Regions from separate parts of the Homo sapiens genome. Here all the other regions are linked to region 1. The links are chromatin loops, found by intact Hi-C in ENCODE. Cell type or tissue: heart left ventricle. All regions are shown on one strand.

Region 1 (8,000 bases):
TTTTCATTGGGAAGGAGAGAGAAATACCTAAACAAAAGGAGACAGAAGCTCTAAAATCTTTTAGAGATCCGGTAATCGGGTATTTCAGATACACCCCAAAAGCCCTTGAGGGTGCCAGTGTGTCACTGCAACTCGATCAATCCTGACGAGGACCCTTAAAGAATTAAATGGTAACTAATATATTATGTTTTGACATGTTAACTAAATATAGCACATATATCATTGCCTGTTAAATATAATCAGTTCCTGGTCTAGCATTCCTGGCTGCTCAGTGGGTGTAAGGGACACATAGCTGCACCTTTCTCAAGGCTCATTATCTATGGGAAATCCAGAGAGGGCAAGGCAGAAAAGCATCCAAACATCTGCACCCACCGGGGTCAGTACAGTCACAGAGGTGCACAGAGCTCCAGGGAGTACGGGGCTGGGAGACGAAATTCTCTCTACACTATAACACAAGAGAACTTGACATGCAGCAACCCACTTACTTAAGGTACAAACCCGCGGTATTTTTTTTTTTTTTTAAGTTCTGGGATACATGTGCAGGATGCGCAGGTTTGTTACACAGGGAAATGTGTGCCATGGTGGTTTGCTGCACCTATCAACCCGTGACCTAGGTATTAAGCCCTGCATGCATTAGCTATTGATCCTGATGCTCTCCCTCCCCCCACCACCCCATCCGCAACAGGCTCCAGTGTGTGATGTTCCCTTCCCTGTGTCCATGTGTTCTCATTGTTTAGCTCCCACTTATAAGTAAGAACATGTGGTGTTTGGTTTTCTGTTTCTGTGTTAGTTTGCTGAGGATAATGGCTTCCAGCTCCATTCTTGTCCCTGCAAAGGACATGATCTCATTCCTTTTTATGGCTGCATAGTATTCCATAGTGTATATGTACTACATTTTCTAACACTGATGAAAACCTCAGTATTGACAAAAACTGGCCTACCTAGAATAAGAAATTCCTCAGTGGCAAGAAAGGAAAGAATGTACTGCATGAGGTTGCAAATAGGAAATGTTGGTTTAGTGAAAAAAACCAACCCTTTGCTGTCCCTCTTCTATTCCAAAGCAAATCTGGATTCCAAGAAAACTTCCAGAGGACCATTATGTAGAACATGCACTCTTAAAATGTATGAAGATACTGGCCTCAAATGAAGCCTTACTTTGAAAGGTGACATTGAAGGCTGCCTCAATGTAACTTCATCTCCCTCAAATAGAAACCCCTCACCCCCCACTTTTTTTTTTTTTTTTTTTTTTTGAGATGGAGTCTCGCTCTGTTGCCCAGGCTGGAGTGCAGTGGTGTGATCTCAGCTCGCTGCAAGCTCCACCTCCCGGGTTCACACCATTCTCCTGCCTCAGCTTCCTGAGTAGTTGGGACTACAGGTGCCCACCACCACGTCTGGCTAATTTTTTGTATTTTTAGTAGAGATGGGGTTTCACTGTGTTAGCCAGGATGGTCTCGATCTCCTGACCTTGTGATCCGTCCGTCTTGGCCTCCCAAAGTGCTGGGATTACAGGTGTGAGCCACTGCGCCCGGCCAAATAGAACCCTTTTTAACACTCTTTGCAGTAAAGTCAAATTGCTAACAAAAAAATGCTTGTTAGTGTTTGTCCAGCAAGTGAATGTGAACCCGAAAGAGAAACCAGAACCCACAGTAACAGCCTCATCACTAACAAAGGAACAAAGAGCCTCGGATCACAGAACAGAGACATCAGGGGCCTGTATTTTTTCTGTGAGTAGCCATCAGGGTATGGGATAGATATTCTGGGGTTTCACTTTTTTCTTTTTTTTTCTGAGACGGAGTCTCGCTCTTTTTGCCCAGGCTGGAGTGCAATGGCTCGATCTCGGCTCACTGCAACCTCTGCCTCCTGGGTTTAAACGATTCTCCTGCCTCAGCCTCCCAAGTAGCTGGGATTACAGGCGCCCGCCAACATGCCCAGCTAATTTTGTTTTGTATTTTTAGTAGAGACTGGGTTTCACCATGTTGGCCAGGCTGGTCTCGAACTCCTGACCTCGGGGGATCCACCCACCTCAGCCTCCCAAAGTGCTGGGATTACAGGTGTGAGCCACGGCACCCGGCCCACATTTTTATTTTGTAGGACAGCCCTAAAAAGGAAGGCTATCTTTTTTCTGTCTACCACCGTAGTTTGCTAACCAATCAGAAGGCAGGCGCTGAGACAGTAACAACCAGCCGACAGTTGCGGAGGACTGCCGGGACTCCCACAGAGCTCGACAAGTGGGATCACAGTCATCACCAGCCACTGAGAAGAGTGTCCCCTACCCACAGAGTGCAAGTTTAGAATCCAGATTTCCTTTTTTTTTTTTGTTTTTTTTTTGTTTTTTTTTTGAGACAGAGTCTCACTCTGTCCCCCAGGCTGGAGTGCAATGGCACAATCTCAGCTCACTGCAACCTCTGCCTCCTGGGTTCAAGCAATTCTCGTGTCTCAGCCTCCTGAGAAGCTAGGATTACAGGCATGCACCACAACACCCGCTAATTTTTTTATGTTTAGTAGAGGCGAGATTTCACTATGTTGGCCAGGCTGGTCTTGAACTCCTGACCTCAAGTGATCGGCCCCCCCTTGGCATCCCAAAGTGCTGGGATTACAGGCATGATGAGCCACCGCGCCCCACCAGAATCCAAAATTTCAATAAAGGTCTCCACTAACAAGGAAGCAAAGTCACTTAATTCAGTTGATTTTTAAAAATCATGTTTTACAATATTATTTTGTTCAACTACTAGATGATGGGTAGCCAAATTTTACATACACACATACACACCCCACACTTTTTTTTTTTTCCCAGAGATTGGGTCTAGTTCTGTCACCCAGGCTGGAGTGTAGTGGCGTGATCATAGCTCACTGCAGTCTCAAACTCCTAGGTTCAAGTAACCCTCCTGGTCTTAGCCTCCAAAGTATAGCCACATGCCACCACATCTAACTAATTTCCTTTTTTTTTTTTTTTTTTTTTAATTTTTGAGACACAGTTTCACTGTATAGCCCAGGCTGGAGTGCAATGGCATGATCTTGGCTCACTGCAACCTCCACCTCCCGGGTTCAAGCAATTCTACTGCCTCAGCCTCCTGAGTAGCTGGGATTATAAGCGTGCTCCACCATGCCCAGCTAATTTTTTTGTCTTTTTAGTAGAGATGGGGTTTCACCATGTTGGCCAGGCTGGTCTTAAACTCCTGACCTCATGATCTACTTGCCTCAGCTTCCCAAAGTGCTGGGATTACAGGCATGAGCCACTGCACCTGGCACCTAAATAAATACTGAGATAACTTCTGCCTCCACGATGTTACTTAATCTCTCATCAACACTTATGTGTGGTTTTTCAGTATCATTTCACTTGTCCTTTGTGGAGGTTTTTGTTGCCATTTCTCAGTGCATTTGATTTCACGTAGGCAGAGTGCTGTGATTTTGATGGGTGGGAAGTCCTTTTGATTCATCTCATGTCTTGTTGGTGTCACAAAAGGGTAAAAAGGGTCAACTGACTGAAAATGGATGTGTTCAACATGGCATGAAAACGATGAGTTTAGGCACAATGATATAGTAAAGGTGCTAAATGCAGGCAGTATTTAAATGTTAATTTGTGTAAAAGATTTTTCTCCTTAAAAATATCAATTTCCTTTCTTTCTTTTTTCTTTTTTTTTTGACAGAGTCTTGCTCTTGTTGCCCAGGCTGCAGTGCAATGGTGCCACCTTGGCTCACTGCAACCTCCGCCTACCCAGTTCAAGCGATTCTCCTGCCTCAGCCTCCCAAGTAGCTGGGATTAAAGGTGCGCACCACCACGCCCGGCTAATTTTTGTATTTTTAGTAGAGATGGGGTTTCACCATGTTGGCCAGGCTGGTCTCAAACTCCTGACCTCAAGTGGTCCGCCCACCTCGGCCTCCCAGAGTGCTGGGATTACAGGTGTAAGCCACTGCGCCTGGCCTGTATAATGCTTTCATTAGGGTATCTCCCCACCTACTTTAAGATTAACAAATGGGAAAATAATCTTACCAGTCATGGGTTGTTGCCCCAGCTCTGATGCAGCTTTGGGCAGGTTCTCTGTGAGGTGGCTGGCATCCAGATGGGACAGAGCACTGGCTAGTTCACAGCTGGTAGAGACACAAGCATCTCCAGTGGTCAGCTTTCCCAGAGATTCCTGGCACAATGACAACCACAAGCCACTTGAAATAACTTTCAGGCTTTCTGCACCGTAAGATGAGATCATATATAGAGAGCAGAGCTAGTTCAGGAAAAGGCAAAGGGGCCCTGGACTAGGAGCCAGCAGATCCAGATTGTGGGTTTAAGGTCTGCTAGGAATTAAATGGTCATATCATTCTTCCCCAAGCCTCCATTTTTTTCAACTCTAAAATGGGCATAAAACATTCCCAGTCTTACTCATAGAGCTTAAAAGAAGACGATTAAATGAGAACAGTTATAAAAACAGCACATATAAGGCTAGACAGATGTAAGGTATTGTTATTATATTGCATAGAGATATCCAAGACTATAACACTAACTCCTTAGTTTGGTAGTGAGGGAATGAACGAATCTGGATAAACAAAATTGACATTTCATATTTCAAGACTTCACTTTGGCTAAGTGTCCATTACTTTCTCTTCTTCTACCTAACATTCAATGCAATGAAATTCTAAAACTAACAGTTAAATCAGCTTCATGTGAAATTTATCCATTGTGAGTGATAAAGTGGCCCAAAGGTGGCAGCAGAGCACAGAGGTGAAAGGGATAATATGTCTTTCAGCAGCTTTGGTAAGAAATCTTTTCATAAAATGTCAGTTACCAGCTGAGGGAAACCTAGATAGAGTTTAACTCAGTTAATTTTCTATTTATTAGTAACACAAATGTAACATAAAAACAGTAGAGGAGTTTCAGAACTAGACAGAGGTGGTGGGTCATATTGCATTCTGAATGTACTAAGTGCCATTGACTTGTACATTTCAAAATGGTTAATTTCATGTTATATGAATTTCACTTCAATTTAAATCAAGTAGTAAATAAAAACAGAATTTAACTCACGTACCAAAAGAGGAAGGTTTTTTCTTCCAATATTTGAGGACATATACTTTATAGCAATCCATTCTATTTTCTTTCTCAGATATAAATAAAATCAAATTTTGTAACTAAAATTTTTATGAGAAAAATTAGTCTTGTACAAGTTTCAAATGCTGCTCAAAAGTTCATTCTGAGAGTATTAACTTAGAATTACAAAACTCTTATTTTAATAGATATAAATTATTATGAATAAAAACCCTAATTTGCCTTTATACAGTTATCCAAAACTTGTGATTTGTTTTTTTTTTTTTTTTTTTTTCTTGAGACCGAGTCTTGCTCTGTCACCCAGGCTGGAGTACAGTGGCACGATCTCAGCTCACTGCAACCACCACCTCCCGAGTTCAAGAGATTCTCCTGCCTCAGACTCCCGAGTAGCTGGGATTACAGGTGCACACCACCACACCTGACTGATTTTTGTATTTTCAGTAGAGACGGGGTTTTGCCATGTTGGCCAGGCTGGTCTCTAATTCCTGACCTCAGGTGATCCACCTGCCTCAGCATCCCAAAGTGCTGGGATTACAGGCGTGAGCCACTGTGCCCGGCCGATGCTTTTTAAAAGAAGAAATTTACCCAATGGCCAAACATTATATTTTAAAACACAGGTAGTGGTTGGAGGTAAAATATGATATTTGAGGAGAAGGAAAAAAGATGTGCATTTCTATTAAAACAAAAATAAGGTTAAAAAAACGACTTTTGCCTGGTATAGTTTTTATGACTTAGCATTTTCCAGGTCTATTGACATATATGTTTATATAAACCACTTGAACACACATCTATAATAATATGGCTTTATAAGTCATCTCAGATTCTTTGTTCAGCGAGAGAGAGAGAGAAGTTATTTATGTTAAGGAGATTATAAACAACATTGATTTCTCGTACTGTCTCCTTGATAAAGTAGAGGTATATTGAACATTTTTAAAAATGAACAATTTGATATTCTAACATACTCGTAACCAAGTAGTAACATAACCAATATTAACTTGCATTTAATGTGGTACATTATCAATTTCTAAGTGAATGCATTCCTGTTATTCCATATGATACCACAGCAAGGTTATGAGTGGCTATAATTATATATAACCAATGTAGAAATTTGGAAAAATATAAGGATCACTCATAACCTTATCAGCTGGAGGGAATCACTGTTAACATATATTTGATGGTCCCTCCAGCTCTGTGAGATGACCAAGGCAGAGAGCACCAGCCCAGAGAACTAAGCTCAGAAATGTTTAATAACTTGCCCAAGTTGTAACTCGACCAGTGCCAACTAGTCAGCAGTGGAGCTCATGCCAGGCCCATGGTTTTACTTTCCCTGTGCCACACTGCCTTTCCATCATTAGCCACAGGTGCTGTGTACAGGTAAGACAGAGATTCTATAGTATCTTCTGGCCAAATGATCTCATGACTAACCTGCTGATACATTAATAAGCTCCCTAGGCTGGGTGCGGTGGCTCACGCTTGTAATCCCAGCACTTCAGGAGGCCGAGGCAGGTGGATCACCTGAGGCCAGGAGTTCGAGACCAGCCTGACCAATATGGTGAAACCCTGTCTCTACTAAAAAATACAAAAATTAGCCAGGCGTGGTGGTGTGCGCCTGTAGTCCCAGCTCCTCGGGAGGCTGAGACAGGACAATCGCTTGAACCTGGGAGGCGGAGGTTGCAGTGAGCTGAGATTGCGCCACTGCACTCCCGCCTGGGTGACAGAGCGAAACTCCATCTCCAAGAAAAAAAAAAAAAAGGCTTCCAAGCAGTCCAGGTATTTAAGTGACTGACTCTGTTGAAAGATAATTCTCCAGCCATCATCCTTTCCCACTGGCAGCTTACCCATGCTTTACAACAGACTCCATCTTCACTCACACATATTCATGCACTTCCATTCCAAGTAACTAAGAGAAAGTCAGTTACCTTCTCCACAGCTCCACCTGGCTGAAAGCCAGCGACAGTCACTTTGACAGAAGTGGCCTGGACTCTCGAGTCCAGATCGCATGGATCATTGGCTCTGCCAGTCAGGTTCACTGTCTGTGAGCCACTGGGCTTGGCCTCAGCCTCGGATCTCTTGCAGTGGGGGCTTACCCTGGCCACTGGTCTGTGCCTGGAGCCCAGGCCTTCACTTTTCTGCTGGGGGGAACTGGGGCTCCCAGTGTTCGTCGGACTCTGGGTGTCTGTACGGACTGTGTATTCCAATTTGGGTGCGCTACTTGATCCTGACAGTTCCTTCTTCCACCAGCTTCCAGGGCTCCCCTTGGGGGCCTCTGCAGAGTCCGTGAGGTTGGCTGCATAGGACGCAGCATCCACCATGCCCTCTGGGATACTCTCCTCTAAGTCCACTGAGCTACCAAGAAGAGGTGCCGAGATGGCCTTGCTCACCAGTGTTTTCCGGGGTCGTTCCTCTTGGTTGTGGACGTCCATGCCCTTGGAAGAGGAAATTGAGACACGCCTCGGGTCATCCTCTGACAGAGGCCTGATGGGACCCGGGAGGGCCCCTGGGAGTGAAATGCAGTCCCCTTCTCTGTCAAACTCTTCCTCATCACTGGCATCGTTGGCATCGTAGCAGCCTACCTTCCTCTGGCGGAGGAGAGGGTTTCGGAGGGCCTGTGGGCTTCCGGGGAGACTGGCTTGTCTGGCAACTGTCACCTGCTTGTGGAAGAGCCCAGAAGCCCGATGGCTCCCAAGAGTCACGAGGCTGTTGGCTCTGGGTTTTCCAGGCTCCTTGTGAGCTGGTGGAGGTGGGGACAGAAAAGTCAAGTGAAATTGAGCTTCCCACTTGGCCCTGTCTTATCATCTGACCCCATCATTACACATAAGCATTTCCACATTCACTAACACCAGACACACAGCCTCAGCCACTGGACACAAGGCCTAGGCAACATGGCTTCCTGGAGGCTATATGGAGTAGATAGGCGGGCTATCTTTCTCTTTTCCCTACTGACCTACCCCCCCCGCCCTTTTCT
Region 2 (8,000 bases), 250 kb after region 1:
ATTTTTAGTACAGACAGGGTTTCACCATGTTGGCCAGGTTGAACTCCTGACCTCAAGTGATCCACTCACCTTGGCTTCCGAAAGTGCTGGAATTACAGGCATGAGCCACCACACCCAGCCATAGATAGGAAAGTTCTTACAGCTATTGGATACCACTTTACTTTGGTAAAGGGGGGTTAGTAACTGGTAAGAGGTAAGAAGGAGGGCTCTGACATACTAGTTAAGTTCTGTTTCTCAGTTTGGGTGATGGTTAATATAAAAATTCACTAAGCTGGGCTGGGTGTGGTGGTTCATGCCTGTAATCCTGGCACTTTGGGAGGCCGAGGCGGGTGGATCATCTGAGGTCAGGAGTTTGAGACCAGCCATGCCAACATGGTGAAACCCTGTTTTTACTAAAAATACAAAAATTAGCGAGGTGTGGTGCCTGCAATCCCATCTACTCTGCTGAGACAGGAGAATAGCTTGCACCTGGGAGGTAGAGGTTGCAGTGAGCTGAGATCATGCCACTGCACTCCAGCCTTGGCAACAGAGCAAGACTGTCTCAAAAAAAAAAAAAATTCACTAAGCTGAATACTTTTGATATGTGCCTTTACGTATATCGTATTTCAAAGATAAGTTTACTGGAAAAAGCCCTTCTGGAATGATAAAAATAAAGACCTCCAAAAATCCACACCTCTATAAGAGTAACAAAAACACTAGAAAAAATGACCAAAATCAACTTTTTCAGAACTCTGGAAGTTAGCCAAAAGCTTGAAACATCACTAGCAGCCACTGAGGCAGAACAAGTTTGGAAGCCCCCAAAAACTCTATCTTCACAGAATTGTTATTACTTGACCTGTCCAACAGCTCTCTGAAAGGCTCCATTTTCAAGGTTTCTCCTTACTTGACTTGATTCAGAGCTGATGCTGCAAAAGTAGCCTTGTCCCTAGGTTATTTGTTGAAAACAATCCATGGCAATTGTTTAATATGTGCAGCTGCCTGAGAAAATATCTGCAAATCATATATCTGCTAAGGAACTTGTATCTAGGCTATATAAAGAATTCTTACAACTCAATGTAAAAGTGGGTAAAGAATTAAAATAGATATTTCTAGCTGGGCATGGTGGCTCATGCTTATAATCCTAGTGCTTTCTAAGGCTGAGGCATGAAGATGGCTTGAGGCCAGGAGTTTGAGACCAGTATGGGAAACACAGCAAGACCCTGTCTCTACAAAAAAATTTTTTACAAAATTAGCCAGGTGTAGTGGCGTATGCCTGTAGTCCTGGCTATTCAGGAGAATAAGGTGGGAGGATTGCTGGAGCCCAGGAGGTTGAGGCTACAGTGAGCCTCTGCACTGCACTCATGCCACTGCACTCCAGGCTGGGTGGCAGCGGAAGACCCTGTCTTAAAAAATAAAATAAATAGACATCTCTCCAAAGATATACAAAGGTTCAAAAACACATGAAAAGGTGTTCAACATGATTAATCATTAGAGAATACAAATCAAAGTCACAGTGAGATACAGCTTCACACCCACTAGGATGGCTGGTCTCATAAAGACAGGTCACAAGTGTTGGCAGGAATGTGGAGAAATTAGAACCCTTATACACTGCTGGTGGGGATGTAAAATAGTCCTGAGAAACAATTTGGAGATTTCTCAAAAAGTTACACATAGAGTTACTATATCATCATCAATTCCATTCTTACATATATATCCAACAGAACTGAAAACATACTCACACAAAAGCTTGTACACCAATGTTCACAGCATGATTCATAATAGTCAAAAAGTGGAAATGACCCAAATGTCCACAAATGGATGGATGGTTAAACAAATGTGGTTAAACATATGGAATACTATTTGGCAATATAACAAAGTAAAGTTCTGAATCATACTGAAACACAGATGAGCACTGAAGTCATTACACTTTCAGTACAGAAGACCATGTACTGAAATATCTGGAATAGGTAAATCTATAGGAACAGAAAGTAGGTTTCCAGGGGCTTGGAGAAGCGGAGTATGGAGAATCCCTGTAATAGGTATGTGTCTTCTTTTTGGAAGGATAAAAACGTCCTAAAATTAGATATTGGTGATATTCAATGCTGTGAATCTATAAAACCACTCAATTGTACATTTTAAAGGATAAATTTTATAGTAGGTGAACATCTCAGTAAAGCCATTTTAAAATTATTTTTATTTTTTTATTTATTTATTTTTTTTGAGACAGAGTCTTGCTCTATCACCCAGGCTGGAGTGCAGTGGCGTGATCTCAGCTCACTGCAACCTCTGCCTCTCAGTTCAAGCAATTCTCCTGCCTCAGCCTCCTGAGTAGCTGAGATTACAGGCGCATGCCACCATACCCAGCTAATTTTTGTATTTTTAGTAGAGACGGGGTGTTACCATGTTGGCCAGGCTAGTCTCGAACTCCTGATCTCAAGTGATCCACCCACCTCAGCCTCCCAAGGTGTTGGGATTACAGGCATGAGCCACCACACCCAGCCTCAGGAAAGCTATTATATAACAAGAAAGCTTACTTTAAAAATTCCTTCATATCGTTATTAATCACAATTACGCCTACAAGGATAAGTCAGTTTTCCAAGGCACGGATAAAGGCCCCAGAAAACCAGGGACTTTATATGTTTTATAGAAGAGTATTTCCCCAATATGCAGTTCCAGAGCTGAAACAGTAGGTGGTCAGTAAATATCCTTAAATGAATAAATATAGATTAAGAAAGTGTTCAGAACCCAGATTTTCTGATTCCCGGTTCACCCCTCCATAGTGGGGAAGTGGCAAGACAGTGACCTCATGAATAAAGAGCAAGGTTCCCTGGCCAGGATGCCACTTACAGAATTGTTGCTGCCTACAGGAAGGTTACGCTCCTTTCTGGGGAATGGACGTGCTGTCTATAGGGACAGACACACTATTTGGCATATGGGTAGCAATTGACAGAGCATCCCAGCAAAAAAAGACTCAGGTCTTGGAGGCAGGTCACCCCGGCTCGATTCCAGGCTCTGTCTCTTAATAGATGGGTTTATCCAATCTTTCTCAGCCTATATTTCCTCATCTGTGAATGCAGGTAATAATACTCGCCTCTTACCTCATAGGGATGTTGTAAGAAGTAAATGAGAAGCATATACCTAATGCATGTGGCTCATTTGGGTAATATCTGATAAATGTTTTAATTTACATTGATAATATCGAATAAACAGGTTTCATATATCTTTTTTTTTTTTTTGAGACAGAGTCTTGTTCTGTCACCCGGGCTGGAGTGCAGTGGCGTGATCTCGGCTCACTGCAACCTCTGCCTTCCGAGTTCAAGTGATTCTCCTGCCTCAGCCTCCCAAGTAGCTGGGAATACAGGTGCGTGCCACCACAGCTGGCTAATTTTTTTTGTATTTTTAGTAGAGACAGGGTTTCACCATGTTGGTCAGGCTGGTCTTGAACTCCTGACCTCAAATGATCCACCCGCCTCGGCTTCCCAAAGTGCTGAGATTACAGACATGAACCACCGTGGCTGGCCTCAAATATCTTGTAAAAAATAAAAGGGAGACAGGTCAGTGGTTGTTTTCAGACTTTGCAGGGAACTGTTACCTGAAAAGGTTTGGAGCCTCACTCCTACCCTCCCCACCACGGTGGCATTGAGCAAGGTAGAGAACAAAAACTTCTTCCCTGTGGAGCAGCTCCCACTCCCTAGCAGCCCACAGCCGGGCATGAAACCAACACGATTATCTTGGGGGCATGGATAAAAGGCAGGAGACAGGAAACATTTTGCCTCACCTTGAGAGAGAAGAGGGACCCAGATATTTATACCCCCGTACCAAATATCTTTTCCCCTCTGTGTTGCAATGGTGCTACATTTGTTGTTTTTCTAATTAAAAAGGAGTACATTGAGGGGCAACTGAACTTGAACTGGTTCGCATCAGGAGCTGTAAACTCAGTCTTCCTGTTCATTAAAAGAGGAAAAAAAAAAAGCTTTCCTTTTGCTTGACACCTGTTAATAGCATGCCTGTGGAAACAAGTAACCATGCTCGAAAACAATCTCCAATTGCTGGATGGAAACAGCCGTTGTGATTGTTTAAGATACAATATACGTAAAGCAAGCAGCACCGTGGTTAGCATGTTGTTGGTACTCAGGAAATGGTAACTATTATTTCAAACACCTTTTCCTTAAATGCTCTGCTGGTGTAGTGCTCACTACCGTGGAATAAACTTAACTGAATAGTGCCCTCCAGAGGCCACTGGGAATTCAACTGTGCTGACAGTTGAAAAAAGGTCTGGAAAAAGACTACAAATACCATTTAATTGTCTTGTACATTGATGTGGAGTCAGCACCAGAGCCCGGTGTCCCAGGATGTATTAGAACATGACCGACTGTCTGATTTGTCACCCACAGCAGCCTTTCTTTGGCTAGGGCTTATTTGTTTGCAAAGGACACTTATGAGGACATGGAGATCTTGGGGAAACAAGTCCAGCTAGGCACTGTGGGAACTGGTGCTGGAAACTGCCAGCCCCTGGAAGGTACTGTCCCATCCCTTTTTCTGGGGACACTGTCTTTCATCCCTGTCCTTTTCTGCATGTCCACTCTGTGTTCCTCTAAAGAAACCAGCTTCCTCTTGACGTCTGCCATTCTGTAACTGTAGTACGGGCATGTGGCTCTGACTCTTTCTGGACATGAATCCAGATGTGGTTCCGTTTGGTGTTCCAGCTCATCCCACACAGCAAAGCAGCGTGGTCTCTCACTGGCTTGATTCCAGATTTTCAGGAGATTAAACTGGTTGTCAGTCAAGTCTAATGGCTGGGTTTAGTCTATCTATCCCTGGTGGGTGGCCAGGAGGTGGAGGTGGGGATGCGTGGGCGTGTGTAGGGAGACAGGGCCAGTGTCATGTGATACTAAACAAATTTAGCACATATGGAACTGCAGGAAGGGCGAGCATGTCAAAGGGTCTGTTTTTCTACAAACACGGAGCTAGTATTAATAGAGCTTTACCATGTGCCATGCACTGTCCTAAGAACTTTCTAAGCATCATTTCATTTAATCCTAAAAACCTCCTATGATATTTGATCCTGCAATCGTTCCCTCTGAAGTAACTGCTGATAACAATGTTTGTGTATCTTTCCATAATTTTCCTAACGCATTTTATTCCCATTTTAAAATGAGGGAACTAAAGCTTAGAAAGTTTAAGCCAAGATTTAAGCCAAGACAGTCTGATTCTTTTTTTTTTTTTTCAGGTTAGACAGGTAATGCACTGACATTGCAACAAGGTTTGAGGGTGGCACATCTCACACACGGCCGTGAACACCCAGTCATCATACTCACGAACTACAAAAGGATCAAGGCAGGCTGATTCTAAAGCCAGGATGTTAAACACTCACCCCACCTTCCTCCCAGTGTAGCCCCTATGGCATGGTAGATAATTTGGCTATGCAGAAAAAACATCAAATTTGGTCTGGTTCTCAGGGAGGTTATAATCTGGTTAAGGAAGGCAAGATTTATACATGCAAAACAATGAGTAAATGACAGGAGAGGGATCAAGTACTAAATTGCATGTTGCCATTATATTTGTTTTCTATTGCTACGTAACAAATTACCACAAATGTAGAAGCTTTGGAGCAATACCCATTTATTAGCTCACGGTTCTGTAGGTAAGAATACAGCTATGGCATGGCTGGGCTTGTGTTGACTGGAGCTGCCAACAATCTCATCTGGGGCTCAGGGACCTTTTTGAAGGAGTTAAAATATGCTATCCTGGAATACTGATTATTTAAGTTAAAGGCACTTGAAAAACAGCAGGTGCAAAAAGATCACTTTGACCTTCATGCTGTTTCTTAAAATCAGAAGATTAAATTCCCATGTGAAAGACGCCCTCCCTATACTAGTAAGATGCAACATCCTTGCCATCAAGGACGAGAAAGTTGAGGTCAAGGAAATTCTGTACAAACAAGCCTTTCTCTTCCTAGCTATTTTCCTACCCTATTTACTATCCTAGTGCAAGCCCCTTCGCCTTACACATGTTCACAGTTTACTATTGCGTCCAATCCAGAATGGAAGAAACTGACAATAACTGCTTCTTTGGGTCTTCATTATTTTAGGAGGACTCCTGTAAAACATCTGTAAAGAAATGTGTATGCTTTTTTCCTGTAATCTATCTTATCTCAATTCTCAGGACCGTAAGAGGATGGAGGTGGTTTTCCTGCTCCTATATCTTCCAAGCTCACCGCTTGATGGCAGAGTTCAATTCTTTGTGGTTGTAGGCCTGAGGTATCTTTTTCCTGTGAGTTGCCAATCAGGGACTGCTTTCAGTTCCTAGAGGTTGCACTTCTCCATCTGCAGTTGACAGTGGAGGTTATTTGCTTTCCTCTAGGTCAGCTGGAGTATTTTTCTGAGTGTTACTTCTGTTACCGGCCAAACTTTCTGCTTTGTTTGTTTTGCTTGTTTGTGTTTTGAGACAGAGTCTCACTCTGTCTCCCAGGATGGAGTGCAATGGCGCGATCTTGGCTCACTGCAACCTCCGCCTCCTGGGTCCAAATGATTCTTGTGCCTCAGCCTCCCAAGTAGTTGGGATTACAGGTGCACGCCACCATACCAAGCTAATTTTTTTCTATTTTTAGTAAAGACAGGTTTCACCATGCCTTGGCCCAGCTGGTCTTGATCTCCTGACCTCGTGATCTACCTGCCTTGGCCTCCCAAAGTGCTGGGATTACAGGCGTGAGCCACAAAAGATGCTTGCTTTTTTTTTTTTTTTTTTTTTTTTTTTTGCCACGTCTACTGCGAGAATGAAGACCATTCTCAGCAATCAGACTGTCAACATTCCAGAAAATGTCAATATTACTCTAAAGGGATGCACAGTTATTGTGAAGGGCCCCAGAGGAACCCTGCGGAGGGACTTCAATCACATCAACGTAGAACTCAGTCTTCTCGGAAAGAAAAAAAAGAGGCCCCGGGTTGACAAATGGTGGGGTAACAGAAAGGAGCTGGCCACCGTTCAGACTATTTGTAGTTATGCACAGAACATGATCAAGGGTGTCACACTGGGCTTCCGTTACAAGATGAGGTCTGTGTATGTGCACTTCCCCATCAACATCATTATCCAGGAGAATTGGTCTTCTGTTGAAATCTGAAATTTCTTGGGTGAAAAATACATCTGCAGGATTTGGATGAGGCCAGGTGTTCCTTGTTCAGTATCTCAAACTCAGAAAGATGAATTAATCCTTGAAGGAAATGACATTGAGCTTGTTTCAAATTCAGTGGCTTTGATTCAGCAAGCCACAAGGTTAAAAACAAGGATATCAGGAAATTTTTGGATGGTATCTATGTCTCTGAAAAAACGAACCATTCAGGAGGCTGATTAATAAGATCTAAGAGTTGTCCAGCTACAGAAACAAGATGCCGGATGCTTCCTAAGACCTATATGTGATATTTAAATGATGCAATAAAAGACCTATTGATTTGGGAAAAAAAAAACTATAAAAAAATTAGCCAGGTGTGGTGGTGTGCACCTGTAGTCCTAGCTACTTGGGGGGCTGAGGTGGGAGGATCACTTGAGCACAAGACGTTGCAGTGAGCTGAGATCATGCCACTGCACTCCAGCCTGGGTGACAAAGTGAGACGCTCTCTCAAAAAAAAAAAAAAAAAAAAAAAGATTGCGTGAAAAAAAGTTTGTGTATGTACACATATAAATCATAATAAATCATCCCATTACTGGGTATATACCCAAAGGATTATAACTCATTCTACTATAAAGACACATGTACACATATGTTTATTGCAGCACTATTTACAATAGCAAAGACTTGGAACCAGCCCAAATGCCCATCAATGATAGACTGGATAAAGAAAATGTGGCACATATACACCACGGAATACTATGCAGCCATAAAAAACGATGAGTTCATGTCCTTTGCAGGGACATGGATGAAACTAGAAACCATCATTCTCAGCAAACTAACACAGAAACAGAAAACCAAACACCGCATGTTCTCACTCATAAGTGGGAGTTGAACAATGAGAACACACGGACAC
Region 3 (8,000 bases), 150 kb after region 1:
CCTGCCTCTCTTTGTCCCATTCTCTCAACGAAGGGTGGATAATATATAACATATAGTTTTGCTTTAAGGGGAATTACTGCTACATTTACTCACAAAACGAGCCACGTAGCATACACCAGAATTCAGCAAGTACACAAGCCACCTAACCGACCCAAGTTTCTGAATTGCATTATCCATGACAGGCATCTGGGGCTCTGCCTTCTTCGTGTCCACCTTGGTTCCTTGGTCACTGGGCTTAGGAGACCACTGTGCACTCACTGTCCATCACCCGGGAGGGACCCTGAAGATCACTGAGTTCTACTTTCTCATTGCGTTCGTGTGGAAACAGAGGCCCACAGGAACATGAGGAAGCTTTCCAACATCACAGGGCACATTAGTGGAAGTACTGAGGTTACAACGTAAATCTTCCTGATTCAAACTCTAAGATGGTGCCAAGGGGACAAGGTGTGGATCTTTGTAGGCAGGGGCTCAGTAATGGCTGTCCAGCGGGTCACAAAGCCCAGCCTAGGGACACACCTAAGATTCTCCCAGAAGCTAAAACAGAAAGGTAACAAAGAGGGCAATCCCAGAAATCCCCAGCAGGAGTCGATCATACAGCAAAAGCCAAGGGACACCCCAGGTATAAACCCAAGAACCGAAAGCAGACACACGAATGGATATTCACACCCTCGATATTTGTAGCAGCACTGTCCACTCAATAACCAAAAGGTGGAAGCCATCTAAGCATCCACTGATGGATGAATGGATACAGAAAATGTGATACATATGTACAATGGAATACTATTCAGCCGTAAAAAGGAAGGAAATTCTGACACATGCTACTACTTGGATGAGTTTTGAAAAGAAACTATGCTGGCCGGGCGCAGTGGCTCATGGCCTGTAATCCTAGCACTTTGGGAGACCGAGGTGGGTGGATCACTTGAGGTCAGGAGTTCGAGACCAGCCTGGCCAACATGGTGAAACCCCGTCTCTACTAAAAATACAAAAATTGGCCAGGCGTGGTGGCACACATCTGTAATCCCAGCTACTCGGGAGGATGAGGCATGAGAATCACTTGAACCCTGGAGGCAGAGGTTGCAGTGAGCCGAGATTGCACCATAGCACTCCAGCCTGGGCAACAAGAGCGAAACTCTGTCTTAAAAACAAGAAAAAAAAAAAAAGGACACTATGCTAAGTGAAATAAGCCAGTTATAAAAGGACAAACCCTATATGATTTTAATCGTATGAGGCACTCAGAATAGTAAAATTCACAGAGACAGAAAGTAGAATGGTGGTTGCCAGGGGCTGGGGAGAGGAGGAATGGGAAGTTACTGCTTAATGGATCCAGAGTTTCAGTTTTGCAAGAGGAAAAGCCTTCTGGAGATGGATAGTGGTGATGGTTACACAACAGTGTGAATGTACTTAATGCCACAAAACTATACATTTAAATTTATTAAAATGAGAACTTTTATATTAAGTGTGTGAAGTCAATGGAGCCTGGATTTTCTTTCTTTCTTTCTTTCTTTCTTTCTTTTTTTGAGGCAGAGTCTTGCTCTGTCGCCCAGGCTGGAGTGCAGTGGTGCAATCTTGGCTCACTGCAGCCTCCGCCTCCTGGGTTCCAGCGATTCTCCTGCCTCAGCCTCCCGGGTACCTGGGATTACAGGCACACGCCACCACGCCTAGCTAATTTTTGTATTTTTAGTAGAGACGGAGTTTCACCATGTTGGCCAGGCTGGTCTCGAACTCCTGACCTCAGGTGATCTGCCTGCCTCGGCCTCCTAAAGTACAAGGATTACAGGCATGAGCCACTGCACCCGGTTTGGTTTTCTTTACATTTTCTCATTGGCCAGTTCTATGGCTATCATGCTTCATATGCTTGATGTCACAAAATGAAAAGACCATAAAATGCAATTCATAAATGGTCTTAAAAACAACAGGAAGCACTAACATTTCCTTCTCCCCTTTTCCCATCCCCCAGTCAAAAATCACACACAGAAAGTTATGAAAGCAAACAAGGTTTGTTTTCCTGCCCCTTGATGGGAGATGATAATGTCAGCACTGATGGGGAACACCCTGCCAATTGTGCAAGCGGGGAGGACCTTGGCCTGCAAATTTGGGGAGGCAGCTCCCTTCCAACTTCTGCCATTAATGGAAAGGGTTCAGAATCACACCTGAGAAAGCTCCGTGCGGCTGTGGCCCACCCCTCCCCTCCCATCCAGCCCTCCTGGAGTTCACACACCCTCAACTCACACAACGCCGGCAGCATACACTGACACCATCATGCTCTGGGGCCTTCATTGTATACAGATCTGTTTCTTAGCTGTCAAATCTGTCCCATGAGCCATAAGCCTCTAGTGGACAGAGCTGCCTCCAGCTCTCTGGCCCCCTTTTCAGTCTCATTCCTCCTGCCAGGCCAGGGTGGGCCTTGGAGGGGTACCAGCTTCTTCGTTCCTCCCTCCTGTCACCTGGATTATCCCATCTACTTCCATAGCTACAGCAACCAAGTAAGAGCCACCAGCTCCTCAATCTCCATCTCTCTTCTGAGCTCAGACCCTCAACTCCTGCCCAGCTGCAGCTGGGTGTCCTGCAGCCACCTCAAACTCAGCCTGCCCTAAAAAATCTACTATGCGGCCAGGCACAGCGCCTCACGCCTGTAATTCCAGTACTTTGGGAGGTCAAGGCAGGTGGATCACTTGATGTCAGGAGTTCGAAACCAGTCTGGCCAACATGGTGAAACCCCGTCTCTACTAAAAATACAAAAATTAGCCAGGCATAGTGGTGTACGCCTGTCATCCCAGCTACTCAGGAGGCTGAGGCAGGTGGATCACTTGATGTCAGGCGTTCGAAACCAGCCTGGCCAACATGGTGAAACCCCATCTCTACTAAAAATACAAAAATTAGCCAGGTGTGGTGGTACGTGCCTGTAATCCCAGCTACTCAAGAGGCTGAGACAGGAGAATTGCTTGAACCCAGGAGGCAGAGGTTGCAGTGAGCTGAGATCGCGCCACTATACCCCAGCCTGGGCAAAAGAGTGAGACCCTGCCTCAAATAAACAATCCCATTATGCTCTCCCTCAGACAGGTTCCCCCTCCTGTATCTCCTCTTCCAACTCATGCCAATGAGTTCCCTGTCACTGAAGCACAACTGAGTCGCCCTTGGCTCCTCTCTCCCCTCCACCCTTGCTGGTAGGTCCTGTCAACTCCACTTCTTCAGTCTCTCTCACTCCTGACCTCAAGTGATCCACTAGCCTTGGCCTCCCAAAGTACTGGGATTACAGGCCTGAGCCACCGCGTCTGGTCGCATAGTGGGTTTTTTAGGGCATGCCAAGTTTGAGGTCCCCTTCTGCTGTACTGAGTCACACCTTAGGGCCTTGACTCTAGACTACTCTCACCTCCTCAGTTGTCTACCCCTAAAGTATATCCTGCACACAGAGGTATCCAGTGGCAAATACATAACATCTGCTTGAAACACTCAAATAATTTCTCGTTGTCCAAAGGATAACGCCTAAACACCTTGATGCGTATTTGAGACCATTCTTCATCTATTCCTGTGTTATTCAGGCTTTTGTGTCACTATAGGGAAATACCTGGCCGGACGCGGTGGCTCACGCCTGTAATCCCAGCACTTTGGGAGGCCGAGGCGGGCGGATCACGAGGTCAGGAGATCGAGACCATCCTGGCTAACATGGTGAAACCCCATGAAACTCTACTAAAAATACAAAAAAATTAGCCGGGCGTGGTGTAGTCCCAGCTACTTGGGAGACTGAGGCAGGAGAATGGCGTGAACCCGGGAGGCAGAGCTTGCAGTAAGCGGAGATCATGCCACTGCACCCCAGCCTGGGCGACAGAGCGAGACTGTCTCCAAAAAAAAAAAAAAAAAAAAAAAAAAAAGAATACCTGAGACTGGGTAATGTACAAAGAAAAGAGGTTTAACTGGCACACTGTTCTGCAGGTTGTACAGGAAGCATGGTACCTGTACCTGCCTGGCTTCTCGGGAGGCCTCAGAATGCTTTCACTCGTGGCAGAAGGCAAAAAGGGAGCAGAAGCAGGCACTTCACATGGCACGAGGAGAGCTAGAGGGGAGAGGTCCCAGACCTTTGCACAACCTGACCTCGCATTAACTAAGCAAGAACTCACTTATCACCAAAGGGTTGGAGCTCAGCCATTCACGGGGGATCCTCCCCCATGATCCAGTCACCTCCTACCAGGCCCCAGCCCCCAGCGTTGGAAATCCCATTTCAACAGGAGACTTGGAGGGGACAAACATGCAAACTATATCAATGCCTGCATCATGAAACCCACAGATAGTCATGCTAGCCGCTGCTTTTTTTTTTCAGCCTCCCGAGTAGCTGGGATTACACATGTCCAGCACCACACCCGGCTGATTTTTCTGTATTTTCTGTAGAGACGGGGTTTCACTGTGTTGGCCAGGCTGGTTTCAAACTCCCGACCTCAGGTGATCCACCCGCCTCAGCCTCCCAAAGTGCTGGGATTACAGGCGTGAGCCACTGCGCCTGGCCTTCCACTGCTCTTTTTCATGTATCTGTGCTTTCACATATGCCAGTGGTTCTCAACTGGGGAAGATATTGCCCCACAGGAGACATTTAGCACTGTCCGCAGATATTTTAAACTGTCACAACTAGGATGGGTGGGGCATTGCTGCTGGCATCTAGTGGCAGAGGCCAGAGATGCAGCTAAACATTTGATGGTATGCAAGACAGTCCTCCCACAAAGAATGATCTGTAGCACACAGCATGACACAGGTTCTTAGAAGGTTATACTGCATTTATTATTACCATGATTGCTTTCATTCTATGGGCTGCAAGCATAAATGCTGACAGGGGGCAGAAAATTAAATGAATCAGAGAAGCAGGTTGGACAAAATCAACAGCAGACGCTGAGTCTGGAGCCAACATGCCCTTTCTAAAGCATTCAGATTCAAAACTCCACGACGCTGAGCACAGCCATGCAGCAGGTGGATGGGTCACAGCTTCTACGAGGCTCCCAAGCAAGGGTGGGGGACAGTTTGTTTCTGGTACTTATTTCATTGCAAGTATGGATCAATATTCATTGAAAAGTTCCCTCTTAAATCTCCTTTCAGAGCCCAGCATACTCCTAAGTTCTAGTAAGTAAATGGAAAAATAGGGCAAAACTCTCAACTTAGATCCTTAATATTCCCTCTTATATCTCCTTTCAGAGTCCAGCATACTCCTAAGTTCTGGTAAGTAAATGGAAACATAGGGCAAAACTCTCAACTCAGATCCTTGATAAAGTTTTCCTGTGCTTCTGAATTTTCTTTTCAAGGGTTCTTTTCTTGGCCCGGCATCGTGGCTCAGGCCTGTAATCCCAACACTTTGGGAAGTCGAGGTGGATCATCTGGGGTCAGGAGTTCAAGACCAGCTTGGCCAACATGGTGAAACCCCATCTCTACTAAAAATACAAAAATTAGCCAGGTGTGGTGGCACATGCCTGTAATCCCAGCTACTCAGGAGGCTGAGGCAGGAGAACCCCTTGAACCTGGGAGGCGGAGGTTGCAGTGAGCCAAGATCGAGCCATTGCACTCCAGCCTGGATGACAGAGCAAGACTCTGACTCAAAAAAAAAAAATTCTTTGTAATTTTTCTAATGACCTTAATCTAGTTTTTCCAAAAATACATTCTATATTTTGGGAAATGCTCTATGAAAGAAGGAGATGCTCTATGAAAGAATGCTCCTTAACTCTGTGGTCAAATGGGTTTGAGAAGTATTTACCAGCACCTTGAGAGGCCAAGGCAGGTGGATCACCTGAGGTCAGCAGAAGTGTTTACTAGCTATTCCTTTAACTGGTGTGACCAAATCTTACTTTATCAAATGGTTCCCACCCCATCTTTTTATAGTGAAATATTTTAATATTTAGGGAAGCAGTGCTTTGAAGACTTTGTGAAATACTCAAGCACTCTCCTTGGCTGTCTGATTTGCACTCCCCTTCAGCAGAGGGCCATCTCAGTTTAAACTTCCATTTGTGTGCAGAGAAGTCCCAGCTCATCCTAACTCAGTCCCCATCCCTCAGGCAGAGACCTGTTCTTTCCTCCTTACATATTCTCAGTGAGGGTAGGCATACTGAAATGGCCTGGTTTTCTTCAAGAAGGAGCCATCTTGGTGAAGATGGAGGAAGGCAATGAGTCACCCTGTGAAATGGGGGTATAGCTGGAGAGCAAGTGCATGTCGGTGTGGCCCAGTGACTTGGGTCCTAGACAAGGACACACATCTCTTAGGCCCATGGGTCACCTCTGGCTAGTTTATAGAATCAAGGTCCATTAATGACTATTAGGTCCATTGAAAAAGATAAGCATAGATCTTCTGGAGCTAGATGGAAAAGGGCCAGTCACTTCGGGCAAGGAGAGTCTAACTTCAAAGTAGCAGGAGGCCAGGTGCGGTGGATCATGCTTGTAATCCCAGCACTTTGGGAGGCTAAGGCAGGTGGACCACCTGAGCTCAGGAGTTTAAGACCAGCCTGGCCAACATGGTGAAACCCCGTCTCTACTAAAAAATACAAAAATTAGCTGGGTGTGGTAGCAGGCACCTGTAATCCCAGCTACTCGGGAGGCTGAAGCAGGAGAATCACTTGAGCCTGGGAGGCGAAGGCTGCAGTGAGCGAGATAGTGCCACTGCACTCCAGCCTGGGTGACAGAGTGAGACACTGTCTCAAACAAACAAACAAACAAAAAAACACCCAAAAAAGAAAGTAGCAGAAGGTTTTTATGACTACCAAACAATCAGACACATTCTACCAGAAAGAGCTGGACCAGCCCTGCCCTCACTTTTTTTCTCTCCCATGATGCAACATGGTACTATGTTTTATTATTTTACATTTAATTTTTTAAAATTTCTACTTTTGTTTTAGATCCAGGGGTATATATGCCGGTTGGTTACCTGGGTATATTGTATGATGCTGAGGTATAGAGTACAACTGATCCTGTCACCCAGGTACTAAGCATGGTACCCAATAGTTACGTTTTTCAACCCTGGGCCCTGACCCCCTCTAGTAGTCTCCAGCATCTATTGTTGCCATATTTATGTCTATGAATACCCAATGTTTAGCTCCCACTTGTGAGAATAATATGCGGTATTTAGTTTTCTGTTCCTGTGTTAATTTGCTTAGGATGATGGCCTCCAGCCGCGTCCATGTTGCTGCAAAAGACATGATTTCATTTTTTTTATGACTGTGTCGTATTTCATGGTGTATATATATATCACACTTTGTTTATCCAATCTAGCATTAATGGGCACATAGGTTCATTCCATGGCTTTGCCATTGTGACTAGTGCTGAGATGAACATACAAGTGCATGTGTCTTTTTGACAGGATGATTTGTTTTCTTTCAGGTATATACCTAGTATAGAATTGCTGGGTTGAATGGTAGTTCTGTTTTAAGTTCTTTGAGAAATCTCCAAACAGCTTTCCACAGTGGTCAAACTAACTTACATTCACACCAACAGTGTATAAGCATTCACTTTTCTCCAAAGCCTCCCCAGCGTCTGTTATTTTTTAGCTTTTAATTTTCTTTTTTTTTTTTTTTTTTTCAGATGCAGTTTCTACCTTGTTGCCCAGGCTGGAGTGCAGTGGTGCCATCTCGGCTCACTGCAACCCCTGCCTCCCGGGTCCAAGCAATTCTCCTGCCTCAGCCTCTGGAGTAGCCGGGAGTACAGGCTTGCACCACCACGCCTGGCTAATTTTGTATTTTTAGTAGAGATGGGGTTTTGCCATGTTGGCCGCTGGTCTCGAACTCCTGACCTCAGGTGATCCGCCCGCCTCAGCCTTCCAAAGTGCTGGGATTACAGGCGTGAGCCATCATGCCTGGCCTGGCTTTTAATTTTTTTTTTTTTTTAAGTGACAGGGTCTTGCTCCGTTGCCCAGGCTGGGGCACAGTGGCACAATCATAGCTCTCTTCAGCTTCAAACTCCTGGGCTCAAGGGATCCCCTGCCACAGCTTCCTAAGTAGCTGGATTATAGGAACATGCCACTATGCCTGGCTAATTTTTTT

The links. A loop is a pair of places that touch in the nucleus more often than their neighbours do. Peaks named below come from ENCODE experiments on the same cell type or tissue, not always from the same donor. Only the 100,000 strongest peaks of a DNase experiment are listed, where the experiment ranks them.
Region 2: a loop joins it to region 1, with 9 times the contacts of the local background. A loop is called at or near these places in 93 of 110 quality-filtered maps.
Region 3: it touches region 1 in a loop (2.1-fold over the local background); 44 of 110 quality-filtered maps call a loop at or near these places.

What each region holds. Positions count from the first base shown.
Region 1 is chr5:32,073,598-32,081,597 of GRCh38, reverse strand. It overlaps PDZD2 (PDZ domain containing 2), which reads right to left. Exons shown (of 25, transcript NM_178140.4): 18 at 6,955-7,766; 19 at 3,992-4,136. Among named protein-coding and RNA genes, the nearest start is that of GOLPH3, 97 kb to the left of the region's middle. In heart left ventricle, a CTCF peak has its summit at 4,694 (motif pointing right); a DNase peak (open chromatin) is centred at 7,027; H3K27ac peaks cover 511 bases.
Region 2 is chr5:31,821,891-31,829,890 of GRCh38, reverse strand. All of the region lies in intron 2 of PDZD2 (PDZ domain containing 2), which reads right to left. It overlaps LOC124901200 (small nucleolar RNA U13), which reads right to left and starts at 5,312; the gene lies at 5,209-5,312. It also overlaps the pseudogene RPL9P17. In heart left ventricle, a CTCF peak has its summit at 4,219 (motif pointing left); no DNase peak of the experiment used is centred here.
Region 3 is chr5:31,926,066-31,934,065 of GRCh38, reverse strand. All of the region lies in intron 2 of PDZD2 (PDZ domain containing 2), which reads right to left. Among named protein-coding and RNA genes, the nearest start is that of MIR4279, 6.1 kb to the left of the region's middle. In heart left ventricle, a CTCF peak has its summit at 4,651 (motif pointing left); no DNase peak of the experiment used is centred here.